Regions from separate parts of the Homo sapiens genome. Here region 2 is linked to region 1. A link is an interaction called in ENCODE POLR2A ChIA-PET data of the cell type or tissue named here. Cell type or tissue: Panc1. All regions are shown on one strand. Links, peaks and the distances in the headings refer to the core of each region. The heading gives the core; the rest is flanking DNA. Region 1 overlaps ROR1 (receptor tyrosine kinase like orphan receptor 1). Region 2 overlaps ROR1 (receptor tyrosine kinase like orphan receptor 1).

Region 1 (10,279 bases), core at 2,743-6,742:
TCCCCCAGTGACTTTCTAACACATTACAGTGTTTTAATTTTCTTCATGTACTCAGCACTACTTGAAGTTTTCTCATGTATTTGTTGACAGTTTATCTCCACCCACTAGAAGGTAACTCTGGCCAGGGTTACAGCACTAGTTCTAACCAGTGTCTGCTGTATAAGAGGCACTCAGCAAATATTGATTGATTGAATGAATACATTTTTTATTATATATTAAAAATAAGTAGAAATGAATTTTTAAAAATAAGAGGGAAGTCTTTCAATGTCTATATTCAAGCCGAGGTTTGGGATCCAGTGGCCATGGACAGGCCTGATGGGAAGGGGTGGGTGGAAGAATCACTCGTCTTCAGAGCATTGCGGTATGGTGAGAGACCATCTCATACAGCCTACTGCCTCCCGATACTTTCATTCACTCGTTCAGTTATTTGAAAAGAGCTCACTGTGTGCTGCTCTATGTGCTGAACTCTGGGCTCATAGCAACTAACCATGAAAGACCTGGCTCTGCCTTTACCGAGCTTAAAGTTTGACAGTGAAGACTGGCACTGAGTGCAAGAATTTTCCATTGAAACAAGTATTTAACAAGAGAGCAGCACAGGAGGGCCTGGGAGCATTTTGTAGGAGGCCCTCTTCTGGAGGATCAGGGAGTCATCTCTAAAGGAGTGACATCTAATCTAAATCTGGAGAATGCCTGACCCTGTCCACATTTTCTCATCAGCCCTTGAGAACGGTGGAAGGTTTTGCGGATTGGACCAGCAAAGGGGATGCTTTTTTTTTTTTTTTTTTTTTTTTAAGAAAAAACTTCCTCCACCCAGATGACACCTTTTTCTTTCTTTATTTTTTATTTTTTATTTTTTTATTATTATACTTTAAGTTTTAGGGTACATGTGCACATTGTGCAGGTTAGTTACATATGTATACATGTGCCATGCTGGTGCGCTGCACCCACTAACTCATCATCTAGCATTAGGTATATCTCCCAATGCTATCCCTCCCCCTTCCCCCCACCCCACAACAGTCCCCAGAGTGTGATATTCCCCTTCCTGTGTCCATGTGATCTCATTGTTCAATTCTCACCTATGAGTGAGAATATGCGGTGTCTGGTTTTTTGTTCTTGCGATAGTTTACTGAGAATGATGATTTCCAATTTCATCCATGTCCCTACAAAGGACATGAACTCATCATTTTTTATGGCTGCATAGTATTCCATGGTGTATATGTGCCACATTTTCTTAATCCAGTCTATCATTGTTGGACATTTGGGTTGGTTCCAAGTTTTTGCTATCGTGAATAATGCCGCAATAAACATACGTGTGCATGTGTCTTTATAGCAGCATGATTTATAGTCCTTTGGGTATATACCCAGTAATGGGATGGCTGGGCCAAATGGTATTTCCAGTTCTAGATCCCTGAGGAATCGCCACACTGACTTCCACAATGGTTGAACTAGTTTACAGTCCCACCAACAGTGTAAAAGTTTTCCTATTTCTCCACATCCTCTCCAGCACCTGTTGTTTCCTGACTTTTTAATGATTGCCATTCTAACTGGTGTGAGATGGTATCTCATTGTGGTTTTGATTTGCATTTCTCTGATGGCCAGTGATGATGAGCATTTTTTCATGTGTTTTTTGGCTGCATAAATGTCTTCTTTTGAGAAGTGTCTGTTCATGTCCATCGCCCACTTTTTGATGGGGTTGTTTGTTTTTTTCTTGTAAATTTGTTTGAGTTCATTGTAGATTCTGGATATTAGCCCTTTGTCAGATGAGTAGGTTGCGAAAATTTTCTCCCATTCTGTAGGTTGCCTGTTCACTCTGATGGCAGTTTCTTTTGCTGTGCAGAAGCTCTTTAGTTTAATTAGATCCCATTTGTCAATTTTGTCTTTTGTTGCCATTGCTTTTGGTGTTTTAGACATGAAGTCCTTGTCCATGCCTAAGTCCTGAATGGTAATGCCTAGGTTTTCTTCTAGGGTTTTTATGGTTTTAGGTCTAACGTTTAAGTCTTTAATCCATCTTGAATTGATTTTTGTATAAGGTGTAAGGAAGGGATCCAGTTTCAGCTTTCTACATATGGCTAGCCAGTTTTCCCAGCACCATTTATTAAATAGGGAATCCTTTCCCCATTGCTTGTTTTTCTCAGGTTTGTCAAAGATCAGATAGTTGTAGATATGTGGCGTTATTTCTGAGGGCTCTGTTCTGTTCCATTGATCTATATCTCTGTTTTGGTACCAGTACCATGCTGTTACTGTAGCCTTGTAGTATAGTTTGAAGTCAGGTAGTGTGATGCCTCCAGCTTTGTTCTTTCAGCTTAGGATTGACTTGGCGATGCGGGCTCTTTTTTGGTTCCATATGAACTTTAAAGTAGTTTTTTCCAATTCTGTGAAGAAAGGCATTGGTAGCTTGATGGGGATGGCATTGAATCTGTAAATTACCTTGGGCAGTATGGCCATTTTCATGATATTGATTCTTCCTACCCATGAGCATGGAATGTTCTTCCATTTGTTTGTATCCTCTTTTATTTCCTTGAGCAGTGGTTTGTAGTTCTCCTTGAAGAGGTCCTTCACATCCCTTGTAAGTTGGATTCCTAGGTATTTTATTCTCTTTGAAGCAATTGTGAATGGGAGTTCAGTCATGATTTGGCTCTCTGTTTGTCTGTTGTTGATGTATAAGAATGCTTGTGATTTTTGTACATTGATTTTGTATCCTGAGACTTTGCTGAAGTTGCTTATCAGCTTAAGGAGATTTTGGGCTGAGACAATGGGGTTTTCTAGATATACAATCATGTCGTCTGCAAACAGGGACAATTTGACTTCCTCTTTTCCTAATTGAATACCCTTTATTTCCTTCTCCTGCCTGATTGCCCTGGCCAGAACTTCCAACACTATGTTGAATAGGAGTGGTGAGAGAGGGCATCCCTGTCTTGTGCCAGTTTTCAAAGGGAATGCTTCCAGTTTTTGTCCATTCAGTATGATATTGGCTGTGGTTTTGTCATAGATAGCTCTTATTATTTTGAAATACGTCCCATCAATACCTAATTTATTGAGAGTTTTTAGCATGAAGGGTTGTTGAATTTTGTCAAAGGCTTTTTCTGCATCTATTGAGATAATCATGTGGTTTTTGTCTTTGGCTCTGTTTATATGCTGGATTACATTTATTGATTTGCGTATATTGAACCAGCCTTGCATCCCAGGGATGAAGCCCACTTGATCATGGTGGATAAGCTTTTTGATGTGCTGCTGGATTTGTTTTGCCAGTATTTTATTGAGGATTTTTGCATCAATGTTCATCAAGGATATTGGTCTAAAATTCTCTTTTTTTGTTGTGTCTCTGCCTGGCTTTGGTATCAGAATGATGCTGGCCTCATAAAATGAGTTAGAGAGGATTCCCTCTTTTTCTTAAAAAAAAAAAAAAAATAGAGTAGCCTCTCTGAACTAGCAGCAGTCCTGGGGGGATGTTGATATCCTCATTTTAGACGAGGAACCTGTGGCTCATGGAAATAAGGTGAATTGTTCATATTCACACCACTAGTAATTGGTGGGTTAGGCCCATGTATCCATGACTCAAAGCCCCATCCCTTTTCAGACAACTAGAGGTGTACCCACTCCATTGCAATCATGAGGAATTTAAGTTTCAGGACATTCCATCTTGCTTCTTTTGTTTCCTCAACGACTAGGCCTGTTCTGGATTTTTAGGAGTTAAAATTTGGTTGATGCTCTTTTCAATCCTAACAAAATATCTCACTATCCATAGTCCTTTGCGATCCACTGACAAGTGAGAAACCAAAATGTAAGGGGTTCCCTTTTTTTTTTTTTTTTTGCCAGCCAGCCTAATGATTTGGCATGCTGGCAACTGCGTGGTTTTGAACCGTGAGGCTGCTCTGAGTACCTGCATCCTTGTCCTCATGGAAGTCACCAAAACCGTTTGTCAAATGGCCAATTCCATCTTATACAGGGAGTCGGGGAAATGCTCATGAAATTGATCTTGAAGCACTTGGCAATCGCAAGCTCCATAAGAATCCTGGGTAGGAGTAATTAACTTATTTTGGAGGACGGATTTACTTAGGAAAGCTCCAACTGCAATGAGGGTGGGCCCTTTTCTTGTTGCTCCTGGCATGTGCTCTTCTCCAAGTAACATTTGCAGCAGTCTGGGTGGTTTGTCTGCTTAGAGCCATCCAGAAAAGTTGGTGGGAAAAGCCAAGAGGCCATTGGCACTCAGAGACTGGGGTTGGCACCAGTCACAGTGAGAAGCATTACTTTTATTAGCAACTTAGTCATTTTACAGCAGGCGTGGCAGAAGTGCCTCCTATGCAGACGCAAGACGCTAATATGGTTATTAGGGTAAGAGGAGCAGATATGCCCAGTATCCCACAAAATTCTCAAATTATAAACATAGCACACCTTTCACTAATGTGGTGATAAGACTTAGCTTATATAGGCTTGCATCCTGAAAAACCTGCTCTCAGTCTCTCCTAGGTCATGGCTGTGGTGTTTGAATCCTAATTCTGCCATTACTAGCTGTGGGACTTTGTCATCACAAGACTAGCTTCCCTGTTCTCATCTGTAAAATAAGGATGTTAATGGCATCTACCTACTAGAATTGTTTCAAGGAATAAATGGGTTAATACAAATAAAGCTCTTAGAACAGTGCCTGGCACTTAGTGCTCAGTGAGTCCTTGGGATAACCCTCTAGAGAGGCCAAGATCTGGGCTGTGCTGCGGACTGCTCTTTACCTTATCCTAACAATGAAAGGACACAGTGTGCCCTCTGTCAGGCCCTGTTACAGGCCGAAGCTCATAAAAGTCAGAGGGAGAGGTTTGGAAATTTAACCCAGCTGGGGCATCCCAGATGAAAAGGATTAGTATTTAAAGAGCCGTTACAGTTTATACTAGCAAACACACAAATAGGCAGATTGACACTTCCTGCCTCAGGGATATGGGGCTTCCACCCTTTCCAGACTCCACAATCCGCTTTGCTGTGTGTTTTCTCTTTCTTCCCTTTTCTTGTTTAATATAATGTTTGCTTCCTTTGCCCATCAGTAAGCACTGAATATTGGACATCTATCCTGTAGAGGACTGGGATTGCTGGTGTGATAAGTCATGATTCCTGACCTTGGGGAATTTTGCAATGTTACAAGCAAGCTGGGAAATAGACACGTATGTGTGAGCATGTTTACCCTGGCCAAATCCCATTTATTCTTTAAATCCCATCTCAAATATCACCTCCCCTAGGAAGCTTTCCCAGAGTTCTCCTAGCAGAGTTTCAGTTCTCTCTCTCTCTCTCTCGGTTGCTTTCATAAAACTTTGCCTTTTACCTTATTGGAGATGTGATTGTCTGCTTCTCTGACTCACATATTAGATTAGGAGCCCCTTGAGGGCAGAGACCATGGAAAAGCAGCCTAGAGGGATGTTATATAGTTCTTATTTATCTCCATAGCTTCTAGTACTTGGGGATGCAGTGTATGCTTATTGGTCAAAATGGTAAATAAATGTAAATGGTAAATAATAATAGCTAACACTGAGTACCTCTTGAAAAGCAGTTCTTATTCCTTCTCTGCTGTAATGATAACTAACATTTACTAAAGGCTTTCTTTTGTTCAGTATGCTTTTTCCTTCAGTAGCTCATGTGATCATCCTGCCTTAGGAGGAAGTATAATTAACAGATTATAAATGAAGAGACTAGAGGCACAAGGAGGTTTTGGGTAACTCATGCTAGAATTCAGATCCAGCAATCTGGCCCAGAACCTGGTCTCTTAACAACTAGATTAATCTGCCTCTCACTGTGAGTCTGTAGACAGAGTGTTAGGACTTTTTTTTATTATTATTATTATTTAAGTTCTGGGATACATGTGCAGAACGTGCAGGTTTGTTACATAAGTATACACATGCCATGGTTGTTTGCTGCACCCATGAACCCGTCATCTACATTAGATATTTCTCCTAATGCTATCCCTCCTCTAGCCCCCCACCCGCTGACAGGCCCCAGTGTGTGATGTTCCCTTCCCTGAGTCCATGTGTTTTCATTGTTTAATGGGTTCTCCTCTCTCTTACTTTAAAGGCAGGGATTCCGGCTTATTGGACTCTGCTGTGAACTGACTAAAGTCATTATCTGTTCAACAGTGGTCAGGTTCTTTCTGGTGGGTTTGGGAACCACATTTCCTCCCCAGCAACCCAAGTTACAATGAAAGCAAGTCATAGGCTAAATTATTCACAAGTACAAGCATTTATTAGCCAGCAAGCATAAAAATCATCGTAAATCTCTTTTCTTTAGGCTCCAAGTAATTCCTTCTTTCTGTCCTTGAGCCCCATGAACCATCCTTGCATAAAAAATTCAGGATAAGACAAGCATAATATTCTGATATCAGGGTTGGCCAGTCTTCCAGCTGCATCAGGTGGTAGACTTACTGGGTGGGACACACAAGACCTTACAGAAGTTTGGACCTAGGTACGACTCCTCTTGTTCATGCTAGAGTGGAGATGCCCATATGATGTTGTAAGCCAATCATATTTCCTGACCATCGCTCATTTTATGAATGAAAAATTATTTCTAATGCCCCATATTAACTGATCCTCATTAATGACTCCTCAAATGCAGATTTAGATAGCAATATGTGAAGTGGTTACAGTTTCCTCCTTTATATTCTTACCAACTTCTATTCACATGTGTGAATTCCTAATTAGTGTACTTGAAATGTTAATAACTATGGCAGGGATGTAGGTCCCTATTTAGGCTACACAAATGTTAACTATCCATCCTCAGAGTTAGATTAAATTTAACTTAGAAACACACATGTTCATCTCAATATCAGTACTCAAGAGCTTTAAAGTAAATCACAGAAGGCCGGATGCAGTGGCTCAGCTTACGCCTGTGATCCCAACACCTGGGGAGGCCAAGAAAGGCGGATCAGTTGAGGTCAGGAGTTTGAGACCAGTCTGGTCAGCATAGCAAAACCCCATCTCCACTAAAAAGACAAAAATTAGCTGGGCATGGTGGTGGGTGCCTGTAATCCCAGCTACTCTGGAGGCTGAGGCACGAGAATCACTTGAACCTGGGAGGCGGAGGTTGCAGTGAGCCGAGATGGCGCTACCATACTCCAACCTGGGTGACAGAGTGAGACTCTGTCTCAAAACATAAAGTAAAATAAAGTAAATCACAGACAATATAAGCAGAAGTGCTTAGAGGTTGTGTAGAACAGTGGAAAGAGGTGTACGTAGCTCTGAGGTCAGACAAAATGGGTTCGAATCCCAGCTTCTCTGTGGCAGTGGGCCAGTGACCACATCTCAGAACCTCGAGTACAGTAGTCTTCCTTTATCCAAGGTTTTGCTTTCCAGGGTTTCAGTTACCCTCAGTCAACTGTGGTCCAAAAATATTAAATGGAAGATTCCAGAAATAAACAACTTCTAGGTTTAAAATTACATGCTGTCCCAAGTAGTATGGTGAAATCTCACGCCTTCCTGCTTAGTTCTGCCTGGGACCTGCATCCTTCCTTTGTCCTGCGTATCTAAGCTGTCTACAATTTCTAGAGCCTATTAGTCACTTCATAGCCATCTGGGTTATCAGATAGATCCTCACAGTGTATACTCATCTTGGTATCACAGTGCTTGTGTTTGAGTAACTCTTATTTTATTTAATAATGGCCTCAAAGTGCAAGAGTAGTGATGCTGGCATATTACTATGTTCTGTTTTATTATTAGTTATTATTGTTAATCTCTTACTGTTCCTAATTTATAAATGATACTTTATCACAGGTATGTGTGTATAGGGGAAAATTGTATATATAGGGTTCTGTACTATACATGATTTCAGGCATCCACTGGGGTCTAGGAACGTACCCCCTTTGGATGAGGGGAAACTGCTATACTCATATTATGTACTCATAATAATGCCTACCTTACATGCTTGCAGTGAGGATTAAATTAGATAATATTTATAAAGTACCTAGCTCAGGGGCTGGCACTGAGCCATCGAATACATAAAGCCAGTATTATTAACCTCAGTTACTGGCCTGTAGCAAGATGCTCAATAGACCTGAGGAGAATGAGTGAAGGGGAGGTTGCCTGGCATGGGAGGAAGAGGTGGAAAAGGTGCAGGGGTGATAGATAGGATTCTTGGCTGGCCTATGGGGGCCCCAGCTGAGTGGGAATGGAGAGGAAGTGGGTTGATGGAGTCCCATTGTGTGCAGAAAGAGGGGACCTCTGCTTGGGTGGAAAATGAGGAAAAAAGGCAGCACTCAGGTCTCGGCAAGAATAGCCCGGCCTCCCTTCCTTCAGCCCATCTTCTGAACTAGAAAAAGGCTGTTGGGTGCTGTATGAGAAGTGAGGCCTACCAATGAGAGTCATCATCATGTAAATTCTCTACCATCCTGGCTTGGTCGGTAGCATTTCTACTGCCCCCAAAGCCAAGGAAGAATGATGCCCCTGATGGTTCTTCCCATTTAGAAGGAACTGCAGTTTACACACATTACCTTACCTGATTCTCAGATGTCCTCAAGTGATGTTATCATGATCTATCATTATTTTCCCTGCTTTATAGAAGGGAAAACAGTCCCAGAGGAGGTAGGTGACTCCTTTAGCCAGTAAGTGACAGAGGCAGGATTTGAACCTGCATCCAGCTGATCCTGTTGCTCTTGCTGTAGAGGAGAGGCAGTGTATGGGTATTCTCCCAGCTTGCTTGGTATTCATTCCACTGATTTTTACCTGGAGCTTGAAGACTGGAACTGGGTGGTAGAATGGCAGGTGTAGGGCCAGAGCTGGTAGAGTGGGTGGTGACAGTTCTGAGCCTTCTTTGCCCACCTGTCTGACAGCCCTTTATCTCTGTAATAATTGCCAAGAGTCCTGAAAGATGCCTCTTCCCTTCCCAGTTGCAAGGCCTGAGATTGAGCCCAGGGATCTTGCCAGCCTTAATTGACTTGTGTTGAAAATTATAAGAACTGACCCTCTTTTTAATTTTCCCTAAATTAAACACTGTGGAGGGATCAAATGGAAAATGACCAAGAGTCCTGAGAAAGGATTATCCATCTGGCATCTGATGGAACTTGAGAGACAGGGCAGCATAGTAGTGGTGCCTGCTGCATCTTATAGCTGTGGGACCTTGGCCAAGCTTCTGGACCTTTCACAGTGCGTTTCATTTCCTTATATGTAAAACAGGGTTAATAATTCTGGCCTCAGATGGTTGTGACAGTCATTGAGATTCTCCATGTTACTTGCATGGTACTAGGCAGGAGCTTAATCAGTGTCCCTTTACATCCCCAGAAGTGGGCTTAAATAGCCCAGTAGGAGTATGAAACCCTCAATCAAATGTCTGGCATATAATAGGTGCTCAATAAGTATTTGCTGAATGAATAAGCATGGTTGCTTTGCTCTCTTTCGTAAGTTTTCTAACTCCATCGCAGAAGGGTTAAGAGACCATTAAGATCTTGCCATTTCTTGGGCAGAGATACTAACATTTATTGAACACCAACTGCTTTGTACGTTTTATCTAATTGCAACAATTCTGAAAATCTTTACTATGCCTGTAATTTAAATGAAGAAATTAGGGCCTTGAGAGGTTCAATGAGAAAACCAAGGTCACCCAGCTAATTGGTGAAGTTGGGATCTGTAGGCAGAGCTGTGACTATAAAGCCTGTGTTCCCACCAGCAAATGTCATGCAGTGTTGAACATACACATCCCAGGTGAGACATGCCCTCTGCCTGGACTGAACATACAAGACCCAGAGCAAGTTCCGCACCTTCGTGTCTGGATGTGGGGTCAGTACAGCTTCTGCACAATGAGCCACAGTGAATAAGGAAGTACAGAGAAGCAGGGTGAGGGCTGATGGGAGCACCAAGGCTTGGGAGCTGGGCTCTGTCTCAGATTTGGCCTCCAGCTAGCTGCTGCTTTGCAGGTGCAGGATTCAGTTTGGGTTGTTGGTGGTGGTGAGGAGGTATGTCAGGGAGAGCAATAAAGCAGTGATAAACATCCCTCATGGTAAATCCCCTATGGTGAACATAAGGGATTTGATGATAAGAACGAGGTCAAGATCCTGTAGGTGAACTCCACTGGTATGGACCTGGGTGGCCGGTATGGAGCAAGAGGCCTTGAGCTTCCCAGTAAGGGCCTGGCTCTGAGCTAGACCCCCCTGGTTTGAACCGAGCCATACCAGTCACCCTCTGTGTGACTTTGGACAAGAGACTTACACTCATTAAGGCTCAGTTTGCTCATCTGTTAGATGGGCATGATGCTGGTGACACCAACCTCATGGACTTGCTGTGTGGATCAAAATGGTATCAGACCCATACAATCTTCAGCA
Region 2 (10,279 bases), core at 4,276-8,275, 74 kb before region 1:
TTTCTTTGTGTGGAGAGCAGACCAAGTGACTGCAATAAGATCCTGTTACACATTTGAAAAAAAGACTTTTGCAGAGTGGAGGTAACTCAGTTTGAATCCTTCTTTTGTTAAACTTTAAAAGAACACTATAAATATATGCCCCTTTCCTTGAAGAAGGTATTTCGAAGGAAGCTTCAGGATTATATTTTAAAGTAAATTAATATTTTAATAACATAAGGAAACTAAAAAACACCTAATTTATTTCAGATAGTGGAGGCCTGTGGTACTTTCTAAAATTATTCTTTTTGCTTAAACTACTATAAACTGCTTTTTTGGATTTAATTACTAGGCTTAGATGAATGTGCCATGCATCTTATTTTGGTTCTTTTTAAATTCACTTGGAATTAAAAAAAATCAATAATGGCAAAAACGTCTGGTAGTGGATTTCTGCTTGATTTCATCAAGCCTGTATATTCCCCTATAATGGTAAGGAGTTTGAAATCGTGGTTATCATCCTGGAAATTTTTTGTCCCCAAAGGGACAAACCTACATTTGTGAAGACAGAATGATTTAGAATCTTAATGTACTCAGTAAACCGAGTGAACAGAGCAGAAAAATGCTGGGAATTCTTCACATAGGCTCAGAAGAGCTCTTTAATTCACTTAGATACCAAAGACTTATTGATATGTCAGGCTGTGGGCGGCATCCTGGGGTCTGTTATGGCAATGAATTCCTGGTCCTTAGGTGACAAGAATGGGATGAGTGTGCTATGCCTGGCTCTGAGATAAAGAAAAAACATGGAATGTTAAGGATCTTAAAGTCTTTACGGGTTTCTTTGCCCACTAGTTTTCAATGTTTTTTAATTAATGATGCCTTTCAGGCTGTCCATGGGCCCACGTTTAGAAGTGTTTTGAATTTCAAATTATTAATGGTAATTGTTGTTTTCTGTTTTCATTAACCAAAGGCATGTATAACAACCCATTCAGTTCATTTGTTTATTGATTTGTTCATTAATTCTTCAGTATTTAGCTTGTATTTACTTTTGGCTTGGCACCATGCCAAGCACAGGGATGCAGAGGAGTTTGTGATGGCCACCAGTCTTATTTAAAATGCCTAAAATAGGGTCAGGAGCAGTGGCTAACACCTGTAATCCCAGCATTTTTGGAGGCTGAGGCTGAAGGATCACTTGAGCTCAGGAGTTTGAGACCAGCCTTGGCAACATAGTGACACCTCATCTCTACAAAAAATAAAAAAAGTTGGCGGGGTGTGGGGTGGGCGCCTGTGGTCCCAGCTACTCCAGAGACTGAGTTGGGAAGGTCACTTGAGCCCAGGACGTCAAGGCTGCAGTGAGCAGTGATGGTACCCCACACTACAGCCTGAGGGACAGAATGAGACCCTGTCTCAAAAAAATAAATAAAAATAACTAAAGTGCTCCACAACAGTGGATGGATTTTTGTTTTTCCTACCATCTCAGATTCCTGGATATCTAGACCAATCCATTGCTAAGCCATCGTGCTTTGTTTTCTTTTTTAAACTTTGAAATGTTTTAAGTGTACAGAAAAGCAGACAAAAGTGACAAAACCCATTTCAGATACAAATATTTTTTATTTGTTTCAGATTTTTAAAAGAAATAAAACATTATAGATACAACAAAAGCTCCCAGTGTACCCCTCCTAAATCCTGTCTCTTTTCTTCTCCAGAGATAATCTGTCCTTTAAATGTGATGTCTTTTCATTCCCATGCATGTTTTTATATTTTTGCTCTCTGTGCATAAATGCACTGAGTGCTACTAAAAATAGTGCTTTGCCTATTTTAAAATTGTGTATAAATGGGAACTTACTGTACCTGTCATACATCTTGCTATTTTTGCTCAATGTTGTGTTTTTGGTATTAACCTTGTTAATTTAGGAATTGCATGTTGATCTAAGAAGTTATTTTAGTTGCTGTGCAGTAAGTATGCTATTGTATGACCATTTCACAATTAATGTACCCATTCTCCTGCCTTCATTTTTTTGTGTATTATAAACAATTTTGCCATGAAAACTTTGACTTATCTTTCTGTAAAAATGTGTGAAGTTTTTCTAGGCCAAATACCTAGGAATAGAATAGAGTATGCATGTCTTCGGCTTCCCTAGGTGCTGTGGAATTGCTCTCCAACGGCCTTATGCCAGTGCGAGCTCCTTCCTACAGGATATAAGTTCCCGTTGCTCTTTACCCTTTCTAACTCTTGATATTGGAAGTATTTTTAGATTTTGCTTATTCAACAGGTATGAGAAACTATCACAGTTTGGATGTATAAAGATATGTCAAGTTGAGTAAAGATGTTAGAGCAAAGACTGGAGATTTTTTTTTCCTTTTCCTCCTGTTCTAGCTGTATTGTTCTAGCTATATTATAGGGCAGATTTGAGTTTCTGCTTGGGTAGAATTATCCTCATCAAAGCCTACTTTGGCCCTAATTAGTTTGCTATACATCCATTGTACACAGAACACATTATGTACATTTCTAAGGAATTGAAGAGACAAAGTCCAAACTTATAGAACCTATGTTGGGGGTGCATAGCAGGAGATACTGGGGCCCAATTTACAGTAGGTTCATTGCACTGGCCAGTGAATTCAGGGACCTTGCTCTCTATATCAGCAGAGATTGCTGCCTGTGTGGTTTTTTGGTTTTTTGTTTTGTTTGCTTTTTGTTTGTTTGTTTGTTTGAGACAGAATCTTGCTCTGTCTCCAAGCTGGAGTGCAGTGGCACGATCTAGGCTCACTGCAACCTCCGTCTCCCGAGTTCAATCAATTGTCCTGCCTCAGCCTCCTGAGTAGCTGGGACTATAGGCGTGTGCCACCACGCCCAGCTATTTTTTGTATTTTTAGTAGAGACGGGGTTTCACCATGTTGGCCAGGATGGTCTCAATTTCTTGACCTGGTGATCCGCTAGCCTCGGCCTCCTAAAGTACTGGGATTACAGGCGTGAGCCACTGCGCCCGGCCGCTTTTTGGGTTTTAATGTCCATAAAATGAGAGATTGCATTAGTCATTCCTTCTTCAAGAGCAGATTTTCTTTTCTGCTTTCAAAATTCCATGCTTCTAAGTGGCGTTGACCCTTGGTGCTTTAAAACGTCTTAAAAATCACTGATACTTAATTGGTATTGAGAACAGAGGAACTTAATGCAGGAGCCACCACTAAGTGAAGAGCAGTTAAAAAATGCTAAGAAGTCACCTGCAAAATTCTAATCTAATTAAAATTATGTAAAAAAAGACCACCATCACTCATGTATAAAGATGACAGGGAAAAATTACAATGAATAGACTGTGGGTGATTATTCCCCTCATTGCCCTATTTTTCTGTTTTCCAAATCTTTTTTAATGGTCATGGAGTAATATTCTTGGAATAAAATAATAAGCATATGCAAACAATTATAAGCTCATTTGGTAGGAAAATAAGAATGTGATTTATACAAAACATGTGCTGGGCAAAGGGGAGAACACCTGTATATGAAAAATGATTTGTAATGATTTTGTAAATAATCCTATAATCCTTCCTTGGGTTAAGGGTTGGTGGATGATAAGTGTTTTTCTTTAGGTTTTGCTGCTGGAAAGATCCAGGGAAGATGGAAGACAAGTAGACTGGCATCTTACCTAAAAGCAGTGGCACAGCAGGTGGTAGAATAATTTGAGCTTCGCTCATTGGATTTTAAGACCAAAAGAAAAGGCAGAACTAAAGAGATTTTATTCATTAGGTCACGTAGATATTCCTATTCCAAAGGCATATGACAAATCCTTCAGAGTTGAAGTAATCATAATGCCTACAATATATTAAGCATTAAATATACATATATTTTTCAATTCTGGAATAGCTGTGAATGTGGGAATAACTGTACTGACTGACAGGGGAGAGATCAGATAGTTTAAGAAACTTGCCCCATATGCACAGCTCATCAGTGGTGCTGCCTGGACTCAGCCACCATCTGTTTCACTCTGCCGGGGCATACATGTATGTGTACCCTTGCCCTGGCAAACTCTTCCTTTTGTAGAGCTGAAAGCAGCCCCCTGCAACTTTCCTATGTATTTATTCTCATCCTGCCCTCCTGAGCACCCAGCCTTAGAAGTCTGCTCCCTCTTTCGCACAACAGCCTTTCTGATCTTCAAAGAGGGCTATTGTGTCCATTTCTCCACTTCTCCCCTCTTCGGTCTGTCATCTTGGAAAAGCTCAGAGAGGTGTTTTTATTCACAGATGCCTTGAGAAATTTCATGGTTTTTAGACTCATGCTGAGTTTGTCCAGATGTGCCAATATTTGTCTTATATGATACAAATTAATTGTCCAGAAGAGGAAGAAACCTTTGTAGACACTCACTAATGCAAACCAGTTCCTTTGAGTATTGATGGAAGGAAAAACACTAAAAAATGAAACAGATCATTTTCACTGGGAGAGTGTAGTTGTTGAATTCACATTCTACTTTTAGGACAAATCTGTAGCATGACAGTTCAGTCTTACCACATGTATTAACCATGGGAAACCTAGGGTGACATTTGCAATAGACTCCTGCTTTTCTGTAAGGACTTTATACAGATGGAGAAAGTATGATACTCTTACATTTTATTACCAAGTTCTGTGGCCCAGGGTTTACAGCATAAGGTGGCAAATAATTTAGCTCCACTCAGATTTGGAAGAGTAACTATTATTATTATAAGTAAGATTTAAACTTAGGGACAGGTACACACTCTTTAAGGAGAGTTCTAAGACTGAGATGTTGTATCATTATCAGTACCTGGCATAAATATATGTATCTGAGTTCTCTTTGAGAATCATAAGGGAAAAGATGTCTAATATGATTTAACCTCAAGACACTAACAATGATTACACCTATCCCCTGCTCCCAGCATCATAGTCACCAACTGTGGCAACAGCTGCTGCTAATGTTTTTTGAACTCCTGTGGTATGCCTGGTGATGTACTTTATATCAGCTAGTTCATTCTCAAAACTTGAGAACACACTACATATACCCTAGTAAGTACTATTGTTAGCCTCGTTTTATAGATGAAAAAACTGAGAGGTTAAGTATTCTGCCCAAGATCATATATAGGTTGGGTATCCCTAATCTGAGAATCCAAAACCCAAAATGCACCAAAATCTGAAACGTTTTGCATGCCAACATGATGCTCAAAGGTGCTCCTTGGAGCATTCAGATTTTGGATTTTTGGATTAGGAATGCTCAGCTGGTATAAACGCATATATTCCAGAATCTTGAAGACATCTGAAACATGTCTGATCTCAAGCATTTTGGGTAAGGGATACTCAACCTGTATCTTGTATATAGTAGAGTGAGAGTCTAGCTTATGCTTTGCTCTTATATCTTGTTTCTTTCTTCAGCAAAATAGTCTGTAAATTGAACATTAAACAGTGCACTGGGGACACAGTAAGGAATCTTTCATTACCAATGGAGCATGAATGAAAGTTTCCAAATATGAGGTTTCCTTAGTGAAACACTATTTTTAGGAAAAACTATTAAACCAAGGCTTATGATAAAGGATCATTCCACATCCAAATATACCTCTCCTGTATTAGCATAATTCTCTACTAAAATCACAGCTGAAATTCATTCACTCTAAGAGATGGATAAAAACCATACGGTTTCATGTAAAGATCACCAGCTTCCCAGAACTAGGATGATGGGAATTTTAACTAATGCTGCTGTGACTGTGGCCTAGCCTCTTACTCTTTCTGGATCTCAGTGGGCCCATCTGTAGAATGTGAGCATTGGCCTCTGTGATAATGAATGTTCCTTCTAGCTTTGTATATTGCATAGTGCATGACTGCTAGCTTCAGGAAAAATAAAACGTTTTCAATGGAAATATCAGATCACCAACCTGATTCCAATGAATTTTTTTTTATTCACTGAGGCTTTATGTCATATAAAAATATGTGACGTATTACTGCTCTGCTGCCCATCTATTTAAGGCATTCTTCAGTAGACTTGTCAGGGCTTATCTAAATCTTAGCACCACTTACGTGTGGCTGATTGCTTGGCAGGAGGAGGTTCCTGCATTTTCTTCCTCCTGTGTATTAGTGAATTGAAATCAAGGGAAAAACTGCTTGGCTTTCTGCTTCCTTCCATGGTAGGTAGACTTTTCTACATATTTTCCAACAGTTCTTTTTGACAGCCAAGTCTGGAAACAGGGCAGGATGGAGGTTTTACAAATAGGTGACAGTTGTTTGTCTCATGAATTTCTTCTATTTCCTTTCCCTAGTGGAGTTAACTGCCTCCTTCCTACAACAATCCGAACGTACTTCCATCACAGAGTATCTAGCAGTGTGAGCAATAGCCATTTCTCTCTTTTACCTCTTCTGGATTCTAAACCCATCATAGGTAGAGATAGAACATGTCTGTGCTTAGATAGTATCTGGCACATACAGATTGCTCACTTAATGGTGAATGAATGAATAAAGAAGAAAAAGTGATGAAAGAAGAAAAACTACAGTCGTCTCTTGGTATCTGTGGCACATTCGTTCCAGGACCCTGATGGATGCCAAAATCCTTGGATGCTCAAGTCTCTGATATAAAATGGCATAGTGTTTGCATCTAACCTACATACATTCTCCTGTATACTTTAAATTATCTCTAGGTTACTTATAATACCTAATATAATATAAATGCTATGTAAATAGTTGTTACACTGTATTTTAAAATTTGTATTATTTATTATTATTATTTATTTACTTATTTTTCCAAATATTTTTGATCTGTGGTTGATTGAATCCATGGGTGTGGAACCTGGGGATATGGAGGGCTGACTATATATACTAATGAACACTACTTTGGATTATATGAAAATACCCATTTATGAAATGGACAGTTCAAATGTTTCCTCTTTGACTGTTCTTAACCTGACCTCCCAACTTGAAGTAATCTGTTCCTCTCCTCTAAACAGTTATGTGTACTATGTGTTTGGTAATTAATTATGTACTGACTCATGACATTTGTTTCTGTTCTTATAATACTTTTTGATTTTCAAATACCTTATGACTTTGTTTTTTATTACAATTTGTTTTCCCATCAAGATTGTAAATTCTTGGAGGCAAGGGCAATTATTAAATACTATATTTGATACTTAATTCGCTCCTCTCCTTTGGGGGCTCCAGTTACATGTATATTAGGCCAGTTGAAGTTGTTCCTCAACTCACTGATTCTGTTTACTTTTTTAATTCCCTTTTTCCCTCTGTATCTTATTTTGGATAGTTTTGATTTTTGTGTTTTTGAGTTTACTAATATTTATCCTCTGCAATGTCTAATCTGATGTTAATCCCATCCAGAGTATTTTTCATCGCATACATTGTAGATTTCACCTCTAGAAGTTTGATGTAGCTCTTTTTTTTTTTTTGAGACGTAGTCTTGCTCTGTTGTCAGGCTGGAGTGCAGTGGTATGATCTCGGCTCACTGCAACCTCCGCCTCCCTGGTTCAAGTGATTCTCCTGCCTCAGCCTCCCAAGTAGCTGGGACTATAGGCGCATGCCACCACGCCCCACTAATTTTTTTTTTTTTCTGTATTTTTAGTAGAGACGGCGTTTCACCATGTCGGCCAGGATGGTCTTGATCTCTTGACCTCGTGACCCGCCCACCTCGGCCTCCCAAAGTGCTGGGATTACAGGTGTGAGCTACCACGCCCTGCTGATGTAGCTCTTTTTCATATCTTCAGTGTCTCCACTTACTTTTTGAACTTAGGGAATATAGTTATAATAACCATTTTAATGTTCTGTCTGCTAATTCTAACATCTGTGTCAGTTTTGATTGACTTTTTTTTTTTTCCTCCTCATCAGGGGTTATATTTCCCTGCTTTATGAATGCCTGGTAATTTTTGATTAGATGCCAGACATTGTGAATTTTCCTTGTTGGGTACTGGCTATTTTTGTATTCCTACAAATATTTTTGAACTTTGTTCTGGAATGTGTTTAAGTTGTTTAGAAGCAGTTTGATCCTTTTGGAAAGTCTTGCTTTGAAGATTTGGAAGACTGAAATAGTTGTACTTAGTCTATAACTAATTATTCTCCATGACAGTGAAAACACTCTTCTATGTGCTCTCCTCGTGGCGTGGGGAATCATGAGGTTTTCCAATCTGGAAATATCTTTTTGGATATTTCTTTCCCCAGTGCTGGGTAGTTGCCACACATGTATGCACTGATCAGCACTCTGCTGAATACTTGAGGGGGATTCTCTGTGGCTCTTTCTGCAGCTCTCTTTTCTCTGATACTTGGCCTTGCAAACTCTAGTTGCCTTGGTCTCCCTGGACTGTTAGCTCAATTCACTCAACTCAGGCAGTTCACTGAGCTCTGCCTGAGTTCTCCCTTTCCTCCAGACACCTTGAGCTGGAAATTCTCTCAGGCAGTAAGCTGGAGGACTCGTAGGATTCGTTTCATTTGCCTTCCTTCTTCCAGGGATCACTGCCCTTTACTGACTGTTATACCAGTCTTGACAATTATCCTGTTACTCCAACTTGGCCAGAAATGGAAGTGATACATTTTATTCTTTCTGTCTGAAATAATCCTCCATCCCCAATGTTTAAAAACTGCCATCCTTGACTCCATGTGACTGTGTTAGGAGCCCTTTCTCTGGTCTCTCATCATACCTGTGCTTACAGTAATTTAGTGCGGCACTCCTCTCCCTGCGTTGTTCTTGCATTTTTTTTTACCCTCTCTTTTCTCGTTAGATTTTGTTTCCTTGAGGACAGGGAATGTCTTTAATCTCGGGATTTCTAACACCTAACATAGACTCAGGTGTGTAACAGTTGCTCAATAAGTACTTGTTGAATGAATGAATTAATAAATAAATAGGATTCAATTTTCAAAGTATCTGTTGTTGAACAACTTTCAGAAGTTTTTTTTTTTTTTTACAGAAATGAGATTAGATATGCATCTTCATATATGCAATTGAAATCTCTCTTAAATTTCTAGATAATCAGTTGTTGTTGATGGCTTGGACATGGTTTTTACCTATTTATTTTTTGTAGCCTCTCCTTAGAAGGTGTTAATAAAAGCCACCTAGTTGATGCTTGAAACAACATGTGGAGGTAAAGGGACCAAGAATAGAATAGCCATATTCTATAAACAAACAAAATGAAGACTAACTTTTAGGTATCTGTTTTATGATGGACCCTCAGATGTGGTATATCCCAAGTCTGCCAGGAGGTTGTTCTTATCTGAAGTGCCTTTTCCATGTTGGATGTACTTAGATGCCTTTTATCCAGGTAGACTCAGATGGTCTGCAAATAGCTCTATGGATTTGGCATTGGAAAACCTCATGGTTCCCCAGGCATGGGGAGAGCACATAAAAGTGTTTTCTCTGTCATGGAGAATAAATAGCTGTGAGTCGTTGCATTCTTATCAACTGGAGACAATTGACAGTGGATATGTGCCACTAGAGTTATGGTCAAGTGCAAGTTCATACTATATTTGGATCTTTAAGAGTCGGTAGAATGAACCATATTTGGTAAGCCTCTGAAGACTGTCTTGCTCCATTTCCTCAGCAGCTCTTGGTTACCAAAGGTGACTCTGGAGCCCCACCTCCAAGTCCCCATCCTGCACAGTTGGCATGATGGAAATGGCTTGAGGTTCTTGTTCTTTCAGATTCAGTGTTTTCATCTGTGCAGTAGGATATAAGTAGGATAAGATGTAATTTGTCAGGTTGCTATGAGGAATAAATGAAGTAATAAATGTTAGTTGCCTATCACAGTTTCAGGCACATGGGAACCCTCTCCCCATTCCCCCAAACTTAATTGAAAAGATAGCCATCAGCCTCTGAAGTTGAATTGTGCTGAGTGGTTACTAACATTAAAGACATATGGAGTTATTGTATCTGTATCTTTCACTTATCAGCTTTTCCTTGAAGGTTTAATGTGTGTTCCTTTGCTTTTAGGCCCCATGTTTATTTTCCTGAAATGGTGTCTTCTTGACTTAAAGTACAATCTTTGCTTTTTTATTCTTTTTTCACTGCTCTTGCCTGGTGATCCTGTTGTTTAAAGACATCTCCATCCTTCCCTATCCTTTCCCTTTCAAATCTATGGCCCAGACTGGGGGTGGCTTTAACTAACAACAGCACTTTGCATTAGTTAAGTAGAGTGGAATTTCTCATTCTACCTCTCAGCTATTGATGAAACCTTTCCCTGATGCACAAATTAAGACTGGGTGTATTTTGCATATTTTCCTAGAATGACACAGTGATTCTGTGGCTAAACCAAGATTAGACCCTACCACTTTAAAAAATCTGACTTTTTGCTTAAAGTGTAAACTGTGTTGCTTCTAAAACTACTAGTT

Evidence for each region. ChIA-PET counts read pairs that join two places held together with the same protein. Peaks named below come from ENCODE experiments on the same cell type or tissue, not always from the same donor. Only the 100,000 strongest peaks of a DNase experiment are listed, where the experiment ranks them.
Region 2: POLR2A ChIA-PET joins it to region 1 with 5 read pairs; 4 of 35 experiments call an interaction of 5 or more read pairs at or near these places.

The regions. Positions count from the first base shown.
Region 1 is chr1:63,924,166-63,934,444 of GRCh38, forward strand. All of the region lies in intron 1 of ROR1 (receptor tyrosine kinase like orphan receptor 1), which reads left to right. Among named protein-coding and RNA genes, the nearest start is that of ROR1, 160 kb to the left of the region's middle. In Panc1, for the core only: no CTCF peak of the experiment used is centred there; no DNase peak of the experiment used is centred there; H3K27ac peaks cover 614 bases.
Region 2 is chr1:63,848,315-63,858,593 of GRCh38, forward strand. All of the region lies in intron 1 of ROR1 (receptor tyrosine kinase like orphan receptor 1), which reads left to right. Among named protein-coding and RNA genes, the nearest start is that of ROR1, 79 kb to the left of the region's middle. In Panc1, for the core only: no CTCF peak of the experiment used is centred there; no DNase peak of the experiment used is centred there.